Linked DNA regions of Homo sapiens: region 2 is linked to region 1. The links are chromatin loops, found by intact Hi-C in ENCODE. Cell type or tissue: heart right ventricle. All regions are shown on one strand. Region 1 has its middle 51 kb from the start of C9orf50. Region 2 overlaps LOC124900275 (extensin-like).

Region 1 (5,000 bases):
GTGTCCCTAGGTCCGGGGCCTAGGTTGGCAGGATCCCACATCTCCAGATGGGGCATTCCGAGCTGCATTCTGGATGCAGTGGCGGCATGGAGATCTGTCAGGTGGCACAGAACTACTGCCATGGCTGGATTCCGAGGTGAAGACGAGAAGAACGAGGGTTGTGGAATAGCGGGTGCTGCTCACAGGGCTCAGAGTGCAGATACAGAGAAGGCTCAGCACAGGATCTGGCACAGTGGGTCTACCGAATTGCCACTATGCCCATTTTACAGATGGGAAGCCTGAGGCTCAGAGGAGGAGGCAGCTTGCCCAAGGACCCAGGGCTAGCGGGCAGCAGAGCTGGGTTGGGGACCAGCCTTAAAAATCCTGTGCTTGTAGCTGTGAGGCTGTCTTCCCTGCCTCACTGCTGACCCAGTGAGTACATGTCTCTTTACAAAAAGAGTATCGTTCTGTGCCTGTGCTGGCCCAGGGAACGTCGAGGAGGCCAAGGTCACCCCACATGGCCTTCTGGGGCAGCTCCTCCTCTGACCGACAGAGGCCTTTCTGAGATGGCTGGTGGCCAAAGCCACTAACTGAGGGGCAGGACAAGGGGACTCTGAGCACCTTAGTCCCTACCCCACATCCCAGCTTCTATCCAGGATCCAAAAGTTTCTCCTGATGGGCACTCCTTCCCCTCCAGCTCAGACAAGTGGGCAGGGCTCTGGTGTCAGACGGACCTGAGCTCTGCCCTCTTCTCCCTCCTGGCTTTGGGACCCTGGGTGAATCTTGGTCTCTGTTCCTTCATCTCACTTCATGGGGACTGAATGAGACCCAGGGGTGAGGCCCCCAGCCCACAGCTGCTGTTAATCCAGGGCTCTCCTCTCTTAGGAAGGACACAGAGTCCACTAATGACCATTGGTCCACCAAGGCACAGAGAGGGCAAGGGGCCTGCCTAGGTCACCAGCAGGCCTGAGTCTAGTCCTGACTCCCAATCCAGGCCTCCTTTGACCATACCCCAAAAGAAAATGAAGGTGGAGACGTGGGGGTTGCGGGGAGAGGAAGGAGATGGGGAAGCGGGGGGACCTTACACTCACTCCCCCACATAGTGCCTCACACATAGTTGGTGTTCACTAAATATTTGCTGAATGATGAGTAAATGTTAGGTGGTTGGATAGATGGGGCCTCAGGCGGGTGAGACCCAGCTATGTGCTGTTTCGAATCCCAGCCCACGGCGTCCTGCCAGTCCCCCTGCTAACCTCATTTGGTTGCTAGCAGTAGCCTTCATTTTCTGCTGAGTCACTACTCTCAACCCAGACGTGGGGTTGGGCGTGCCAGGAATTTGGAGGGAAGAAAGATTGACAGAACCTCAGCACCTCAACACCAGCTCCATTTTTAAGATGAAGAAACCGAGGCGGGGGAGGAGGTCTGCTCAGTCCTGGAACACCCCACTTCCCCAGCAGCCTTAGGCCGCCACCCCTGCCCGGCTTACCCACCTCCATCGGGGAGCCTCTGTCATTCTGGTAGCTGGGGGGTGGGGGACTGGGGAACAGAACACATTCCCCAGGGCCCTTTGAGTCATGCTGAGTCCTGTAGAAGTCCCAGCACCACCCATGGTGCTCCCAGGAAGCTTTAGCTGGCCTCTGGGAAGCAAATTGGGGCTCCTGACCCCTCTAAACAGAGAATGGCACCCCCGCTCCATGAGTCTCTTTCCTCCTTTCCTCTCTGGCCCCTCTTGCCCTTCTCTGTGCCTGGTGGCAGGATTTAGGAGCCCATCTCTGTCCCCCATAAGTACTGTGGCTGGGCGAGCCCCTGCCCTTCCCTGGGCCTCACTGGCCCAGCTGGGACCAGGCCAGCAAACCCAAGTCTCTCTTGACCTGACCCCCCAGGACACTGTGTCCATTGGAGCTCTGACTGTACCCCCTTTGCCCTGGTGCCCTCCAGTCCCCACCCCTCTCTCTCTCTCTGGCCCTCTTATGGACTCTTCCAGAGGGAGACTGTCCCACCCCACCTCCTGGCTTCTCCTTCCTCTTGGTCTCTCTCCTCCTGGCCATCCTCATTGGAAAATGCCAAGTCTGCAGGTTTCCCATGACCTTGAACAACCGGCAGTTTGGGAGTGAGCAGCTCTGAGCTTTGCAAGGAGGGCCTAGGGTGAGGCCCACCATGGGTCCTGGGGGCTGCATTGCCTTTGCACCCCACACCCTGTCCTGCTGACCTTGCTTCATTTTTCTCCATGGCAAGTGGCATCTTCTCACTGCTTACTTGGGTATTGTACGTCCATGGCCTCAGTAGAATGTTCCTTCCACAACGGTAGGGGTTTTGTCAGCTGTGGTCACTGCTTGGTCCTCACCCGGAAGGCCTATAACAGTGCCTGGCCCACAGGGGGCCTCCATGAGTGCTGAGGAAGGAGGATTTCCTCCAAGCCACCTGTGGGGAGCACTTCCTTGTGGGCATCACTGCCTCTGATGCACCATCTGCCTGCCCAGGATATGCCAGGCCCCTTTCAGAAGATGGGGAAACTGAGGCTCAGAGAGGAAGAGACGAAGGGAAGGAACGGATGCAACCTCACACAGTGGTCCCTGGTGGGAGTCCAGAGGAACGGATGCAACCTCACACAGTGGTCCCTGGTGGGAGTCCAGAGTCGAACCCACGCATTCAGGCCGTGGCGCTTGACTTAGCCCTTCCTCCCACCAGCCAGCCAGTCCGCCAACAGCTGAGAGGGGCTGGGACAGCCCCGCCCGCACCCCACGTCCCTGACGCCTTCGGCCACGCCCCTGTGGTAGAGTGAAGAAACTGAGGCACCCCGCCTCCTCGGATTCCTTGCAAGCCTCCTTCCCACACCCGCGCCCGCGCCCCCGCCCCCTCCTCGGGCCCTGCCCTCCCTCCCTGGCCTGGCCCCGGCCCCGGCCCCGGCCCCGGCCCCGCGTAGCCCCCGGCCCTTGGCAGAGCTCAGCCCGCGCCCACCCGGAGCCGGGGAGGGAGAGAAAAATGAGTTTTCCTGCCGCCCGGTGGCGGTGTCAATTGATCGCGCGCGGGCGGGGCTGCGCGCCGGGCTGGGGGCCTTGCTCGCAGCTGCCGGCGCGCAATTATCGGGAAAAAACTGGGGCGGCTGCCGCGGTGAAATTAGTTATCGATCCCTCGGTGGGGCCGCGGGGCCGCGCTTGGCGCTGAGGGCTGCAGACCCGGCCAAGCCCGCTGGGCGGGGCGGGGGCCTGGGGGGCGGCGGGGGCGGGCCCTCCCCCTGCTCCGGCCTCTCCCTCCTCCCCCTCCTCCTCCCTCCTCCTCCCGCCCGCGCTCCCCTCTCCCATTCATCCTGCCGCCGTATCGACCCGCGGCCGACCCCGCGCGGCCAGGCGCCCCCGCCCGCTGCCCTCTCCTTTCCCAGCCCGGCCTCCCCCGCGGGGGCTGTCACCGAGCGCCTGGCACGGCCGGGCCATGCCCCGGGGAAGGAGGGACCAGGGCCGGGGGCGGGAGCCAGCCCTTGTGCTCGCAGCCCTGGGTTCGGAGCCCAGCTGCCCGGGAAGGTTTCCAGATCTCCCTGAGCCTCAGTTTCCCCATCTGTAAACTGGGTGGTGGTGGCTTCGTCCCCCGCTTTGAGAGGACAGCAGGAGAGGCGTCCTGAGAAGTGAGTTCGCCTGGAAGCTGCCGGGCTGTAGTTTGCGTTGATACCACCGATCTTCCCGGTCACTCTAGGAGACGGGCCATATCCCCGTTTTACAAATGAGGAAACTAACTCAGCGAGGGGAGACGCCGTGTCCAGGGACACACAGTAAGCAGGTGGCCCAGGAGGACCCCAGAACCCGGCTGGAGGTGGCGGTGGGGGGCGAGGGGTGCCTGCGGAAGGAGAGGAACAGGAGCAGCGGGAGGTCAGCGCTGGCACCTGCAGCCCTGTCAGCCTGCGGGGGTGCGGAAGTTTGGGAGGTCTTAGCAGAGTGGTGCTGACAGATCGTAGAGCGTGGGTGGAGGTCAGGGCTCCCCAGCCCTCGCTGAGCCATTGGCTCGGCAGCCTCCTGGTTGGAGAGGAAGAGTGGGGAGGGACAGAGGAAGGAGAGGGAAGCAAAGAGGAGAAGGGGAGTGTCTTTGCCCAGAGCCAGCCTGCCACCCTCTCCTTTCCCAGCACTAGGCTGCATTTGGAAGGGAGGCGCCAGGCTGGAGAGCAGGGGATGTGAGTTCCAATCCTGAGGCTCCACTAGGTGGTGTGACCTTGAGCAAGGCCCTGCCCCTCCCCAGGCCTCCTACAAAGATGGTATTTGGTCCTATGTCCCTCAAGGCTCCTTCGGGCTCCCCTCTGCCTGCCAGCCACAGCCTCATGCATCTCAGAGTCTCAGAACATTTTTTTTTTTTTTTTTTTTTTGAGAAAGAGTCACTCTGTCACCCAGGCTGAAGTGCAGTGGCATGATCTCAGCTCACTGCAACCTCCACCTCCCGGGTTCAAGGGATTTTCCCGCCTCAGCCTCCTGAGTAGCTGAGATTACAGGTGTGCACCACCATGCCTGGCTAATGTTTTTTGTATTTTAGCAGAGATGGGGGTTTTACCATGTTGCCCAGGCTGATCTCGAACCCCTGAGCTAAGGCAATCCGCCCACTCAGCCTCCCAAAGTGCTAAGATTACAGGCGTGAGTCACTGCGCTCGGCCCTCAGCACATCTTCATCCAGCATCTACTGTGTGCCAGGACTGTGCTGGGCACAGCAGATACAGCTGAGGACAAGACAGCCCCTGTCACAGCTCTCTCGGAGCAAGATGGGTATTAAGCAAACCATTGTATGGCCGTGCACTTACACCTTGGGGGGCGTTCAAGGGGACTGACAGGATATGTGCGCTGGGGTGGGTGGGTCACCGGGGAAGCCTCCCAGAGTCAGTGACATTTGAAGGTAGGACGTGGCAGGGGCAGGGAAGAGCAGGCTTCGCGGGGAAACGACATGAGCCAAGGCCCAAGTTCAAAAGGAGCTCTGAGCATTGCAGCAACAGAGAAAGGCTGGTATGCTGGAGGCAGAGAATGCCGGAGGACAGGTGAGGGGGATGAGGC
Region 2 (5,000 bases), 54 kb after region 1:
GTCAGGAGTTCAAAACCAGCCTGGCCAATATGGTGAAACCCTGTCTCTACTAAAAATACAAAAATTAGCCAAGTGTGGTGGTATGCGCCTGCATTCCCAGCTATTCGGGAGGCTGAGGCAGAAGAATTGCTTGAACTTGGGAGGCGGAGGTTGCAGTGAGCTGAGATCATGCCACTGCACTCCAGCCTGGGTGACAGAGTGAGACTCCATCTCAAAAAAAATTAAAAAAATAAATTTTAAAAAATTAGCTGAATGTGGTGGCACATGCCTGTTGTTCTAGCTACTTGGGAGGCTGGGGCAGGAAGATTGCTTGAGCCCGGGAGTTTGAGGCTGCAGTGAGCTATAATTGCATCACTGGATGAAGAAAAGAAAAGAAAGAGAAAGAGAGAGAGTGAGAGAGAAAGAAAGAAAGAAAAAAAAGAAAGAAGAAGAGAAAGAAAGAAGGAAAGAAAGAAGAAGAAAAAAGTAGCAAAGTAAAATTCATCTATAAGGAAAAGCAAAGGCAATCATAGTGGACAAAAACAAGAGAAATTTCCGGAGTGTACTCGTTTCCCAGGGCCGCTAGAACAAAGTAGCACAAACTGAGTGGCATAAAACAAAAGACATTTTCTCCTTCATAGTTACAGAGGCTAAAAGTATGAAATTCAGGTATGATCAGGGTGGATTTCTCCTGAGGGCTCTCAGGAAGAATCTGTGCCATGCCTCTCTCTAGCTTCTAGCGACGCCAGCAGTTGTTGGCATTCCTTGGCTCATAGATGCGTCACTACAATCTCTTCCTTCCTCGTCACAAGGCATTCTTCCTGGGTCTCTCTCTTCTTATTTCTTTTAAAATTTTAATCTATTTATTTGTTTATTTATTTTGAGGCTGGGTTATGAGACTGGCTTGAATTTTGTATTTTTGGTAGAGACAGGGTTTCACCGTGTTGCCAAGGCTGGTCTTGAACTCCCGGGCTCAAGTGATCCACCTGCCTCAGCCTCCCAAAGTGCTGAGATTACAGGTAAGCCACCACTCCCAGCCTCTGTCTTCTTTCCTTTTTTTTTTGAGACGGAGTCTCACTTTGTTGCCCAGGCTGTAGTGCAGTGGCATGATCTCAGCTCACTGCAAACTTCCTCTCCTGGGTTCAAGCTATTCTCCTGCCTCAGCCTCTGGAGTAGCTGGGATTACAGGCATGCATCACCACGCCCAGCTAATTTTTGTATTTTTAGTAGAGACAGGGTTTTGCTGTGTTGCCCAGGGTGGTTTTGAACTCCTGGCCTCAAGTGCTTTGTCTGCCTTGGCTTTCCAAAGTGTTGGGATTATAGACATGAGCCACTGTGCCTAGCCTCCTGTCTTTTCTTAAAAGGACACCAGTCTGGCCAGACATGGTGGCTCATGCCTGTAACCCCAGCACTTCGAGATGATGAGGCTGGTGGATTACTTGAGCCCAGGAGTTCAAGACCAGCCCCGGCAACATGGTGAAACCCTGTCTCTACTAAAAATACAAAAAATAGCTGGGTGCAGTGGTGCATGCCTGTAGTCCCAGTTACTCAGGAGGCTGAGGTGGGAGGATTGCTTGAGCCTGGGAGGCAGAGGTTGCAGTGGGCCAAGATTGCACCATTGCACTCCAGCCTGGGCAACAGTGAGACCCTGTCTCAAAAAAAAAAAAAAATTGACACCAGTCATATTTCATTAAGGGCCTACCTTATTCCACTATGATATTATCTTAAGTAATTACATCAGCAATGACACCATTTCTAAATGAGGTCACAGTCTGAGGTATTGGGGGTTAGGAATACAACGTATCTTTTGAAGGTGGTGGATGTAATTAAACCCATAACAAGGTTGTGCATGGTGGCTCATGCCTGTAATCTCAACACATTGGGAGGCTGAGGCAGGTGGATCACTTGAGGCCAGGAGTTAGAGACCAGCCTGGCCAACATGCCCTGTCTCTACCAAAAATACAAAAAATTAGTCAGGAGTGGTGGTATGCACCTGTAGTTGTAGGAGGGAGGCTGAGGCAAGAGAATCGCTTGAACACAGGAGACGGATGTTGCAGTGAGCCAGGATCATGCCACTGCATACCCTGGGCAATAGAATGAGACTCTGTCTCAAAAAAAAGGTGTGTGGGGGGGAGATATGGCAACTATTTTTTAAAAAGAGAGAATCAGATTAAATTTTAAGCTAAAAAATACAATGTCTGAAATTGAATATTCATTTGATGGGACTAAAGCCTGTTAGACTTGTCTGAGCACAATGGCTTATATCTATAATCCCAGCACTAAGCCAAGGCAGGAGGATTATTGAGACCAGGAGTTCAAGACCAGCCTGGGCAACATGGCAAAACCCCATCTCTACAAAAAATGCAAAAATAAGCTGGGCATGATGGCATGTATCCACAGTCCCAGCTACCTGGGAGGCTGAGGCAGGAGGATCGCTTAAGCTCAGGAGTTTGAGCCTGCAGTGAGCTGTGATCATGTCACTATACTCTAGTCTGGGTGACCAAGTGAGAGCTTGTCTAAAAAAAAAATAGCATATTAGACCCAATTTTAAGAGGGCCAATAAATGTAAAGACAGGTCGGTAGAAATTATCTACATAAAGTGTTGCAGGATCCTTGGGGTGTCACTTTTTTAGCTGGAAACCTCTGGACTGTGGCACCTTTGCCTGAGATTTGCTCAGGCCCACTAGGCTCGTTCCACCCACTTGGCCTGGTTGCACTCAGCTCACTCTACCAGCCTGGATCTCATGTCTGCCAAGGGCGAGCCAGGTGTGGAGTGGCCAGGGGTGTGTGAGCAAACAAACATGGGGTCTGGCCACTGCACACAGGCATACCAGCTGCTGCAGCAGGGTGGACAGCTCCAGGTGCCAGCATCAGTGCTGGCTCTCTGTGAGGCTGTGACTGGATCAGACACACTGCAAGCATCTTTCAAGGCTGCCACTGGGGAACATGGTGGTGCCCAGAAGCTTGGAGACTCTGGGAACTGCAGGGCCCCAAAGAGGGGGTCACAGCCCTGGCTTGGGGAGTTCTCAGGTCTGGGCTCCCTGAAGGGCTGTGGCTCTTCTCTACTTCTCTTCACTCACAATGGATGTATTTCAGCCTTGTTTGTGTTACAGCTCTTTCAGCCTTACCATTTGGCTGGTCCCAAGTTCTTGTCCTGTGTCTAGGAAGAATTAAGTGGAGGGGCAGCAAGGCGAAAGGAGCTTTACTGAGTAACAGAATAGCTCAGAGGAGGCCCTGGAGTGGGTAGCTCCTCTCTGCAGCTGGCCTTCCTGACCTCTGCTCAGCTCTGGCTGAGCCTGGGGCTTTTATGGGCCTCAGAGGGGAGGAAGTACACGCCAATTGGTCCATAGGCGGCCATGGGCAGGCCCAGAAAAGGCACCACAAGTTTCCCACTTCAGTCTGCAGGACTGGCAGTCTGGCCCCCAGCCTTCAGGCCTTCCCTGGCCTGAAGGTGGGACCTCACCAGAGACCCACCCCCTTCTGCCCAGGAAGCTGTCTGCCTCCTGCTGCCATTCATGGCACCCAGGCTGTAGGTGCCAAGGGGCACCTGCAGGCCAGTGCTGAGCTGCCCTCAGCCCCCATCAGCTTCCCTCCTGTGCTCGTTGGTGCCCAAAGTCTGGAGGGGGCCGAAGTGGCTGGGGGCTGGCGTGTCAGCACTGACCTGCTCATGTTTGGGCCCTGCAGCTGCACGGGGCAGAGTGGGGTGCACAAGGCTTCTGCCTGCTCCATGGATTGGGAGGCTTTGGTCTGCAGCTGTAATGTGGGTGGCTGCAGCTGCGCCTGGAAGGGCAGGGCTTCTGCCTGCTCCTGCCCCTAGCAGGAGCCCAGGGAGCCCTGGGTCTGCAGCCACAACTTGGGTGGCAGCTGTGCCTAGTGGGGTGGGGTTTCTGCCTGCTTCATGCAGTGGGAGGCCCGGGTCCACAGGCATAACTTGGGTGGCTGCGGCTGCATCCAGGGAGCTCCTGCCCCACTAGCTCAGAAGAGGTGGGGCTCCCACCTGTCTGCAGTTCCTGCTGGCTCCATGGAATGTGCAGCCTGGCTGCACCTCCCCCTGCAGCTGGTGTGATGGCAGCGGCCACTCCAGATGGGCCACCAGTGTCATCAGAAGCACAAAGAGAAGTGATTGAAAAATTTCGCCTCAGTAAGTTGTGGGGCAGGATAAAGCAGTCTAACATATATTTAATTGGCATTTCAGAGGAGAAAAGAGAGAGAAGAAGACAGGAAAAAAATTATGCTGAAAATATTCCAAGGTTTATTGAAAAAAGAAAATTAATCTACAGATTCAGAAAGTTCAGTGAGCCCCAGCCAAGATGAATGCAAAGAAAGTCCTATTTAGGCACATCATGGGCAGACTGCTGAAAATCAAAGAGAGAGAATGTGGAAAGCAGCTGGGGTGAGTGGGGTGGGAGGAGACAATTATACATAGGAAAACAACGCTGCAAAAGACTGCAGACTTCTCATAGAATCAATGAAAGTCAGCAAACAATGGAACGGCATCTGAAAAGTGATGAAAGAATAAATCTGTTAACTCCGAATGGTATCAGTGAAAATCTCTCTCAAAATGGAAAAATAAAACTATTTGGGGATAAATAAAACAGAGAATTTGTGGCCAGCAGTCCAAAGACTGTTTTTCTTTTCTTAAATTCTTTAAAAATTAATCCACCTTTTAAAGTAAAAATAACAATGCATTCTGGGATCTATAAGACATACAAAAATAAAGTATATGACCACAATAACACCAAAGGCCGGAGAAGATGTGATGGCATTACATATATATATATATATATATTTGTTTATTTAATTTATTTATTTATTGAGACGGAGTTTCGCTCTTGTTGCCCAGTGTGGGGTGCAACGGCGCAATCTTGGCTCATTGCAACTTCCACCTCCCCGGTTCAAGCAACTCTCCTGCCTCAGCCTCCTGAGTAGCTGGGATTACAGGCATGAGCCACCATGCCCGGCTAATTTTGTATTTTTAGTAGAGATGGGGTTCCTCCATGTTGGTCAGGCTGGTCTCGAAC

What was found. A loop is a pair of places that touch in the nucleus more often than their neighbours do. Peaks named below come from ENCODE experiments on the same cell type or tissue, not always from the same donor. Only the 100,000 strongest peaks of a DNase experiment are listed, where the experiment ranks them.
Region 2: a loop joins it to region 1, with 1.8 times the contacts of the local background. A loop is called at or near these places in 19 of 110 quality-filtered maps.

The regions. Positions count from the first base shown.
Region 1 is chr9:129,567,108-129,572,107 of GRCh38, reverse strand. No RefSeq gene overlaps it. Among named protein-coding and RNA genes, the nearest start is that of C9orf50, 51 kb to the left of the region's middle. RefSeq lists enhancers at 1-566, 1,124-1,418, 567-1,430, 1,431-2,294. In heart right ventricle, a CTCF peak has its summit at 2,331; DNase peaks (open chromatin) are centred at 1,317 and 2,727; H3K4me3 peaks cover 1,778 bases; H3K27ac peaks cover 3,828 bases.
Region 2 is chr9:129,512,895-129,517,894 of GRCh38, reverse strand. LOC124900275 (extensin-like) reads right to left here. Exons shown (of 4, transcript XM_047424330.1): 4 at 4,209-4,476. LINC00963 (long intergenic non-protein coding RNA 963) reads right to left here. Exons shown (of 5, transcript NR_038955.1): 5 at 4,209-4,476. Among named protein-coding and RNA genes, the nearest start is that of LINC00963, 27 kb to the right of the region's middle. In heart right ventricle, no CTCF peak of the experiment used is centred here; no DNase peak of the experiment used is centred here.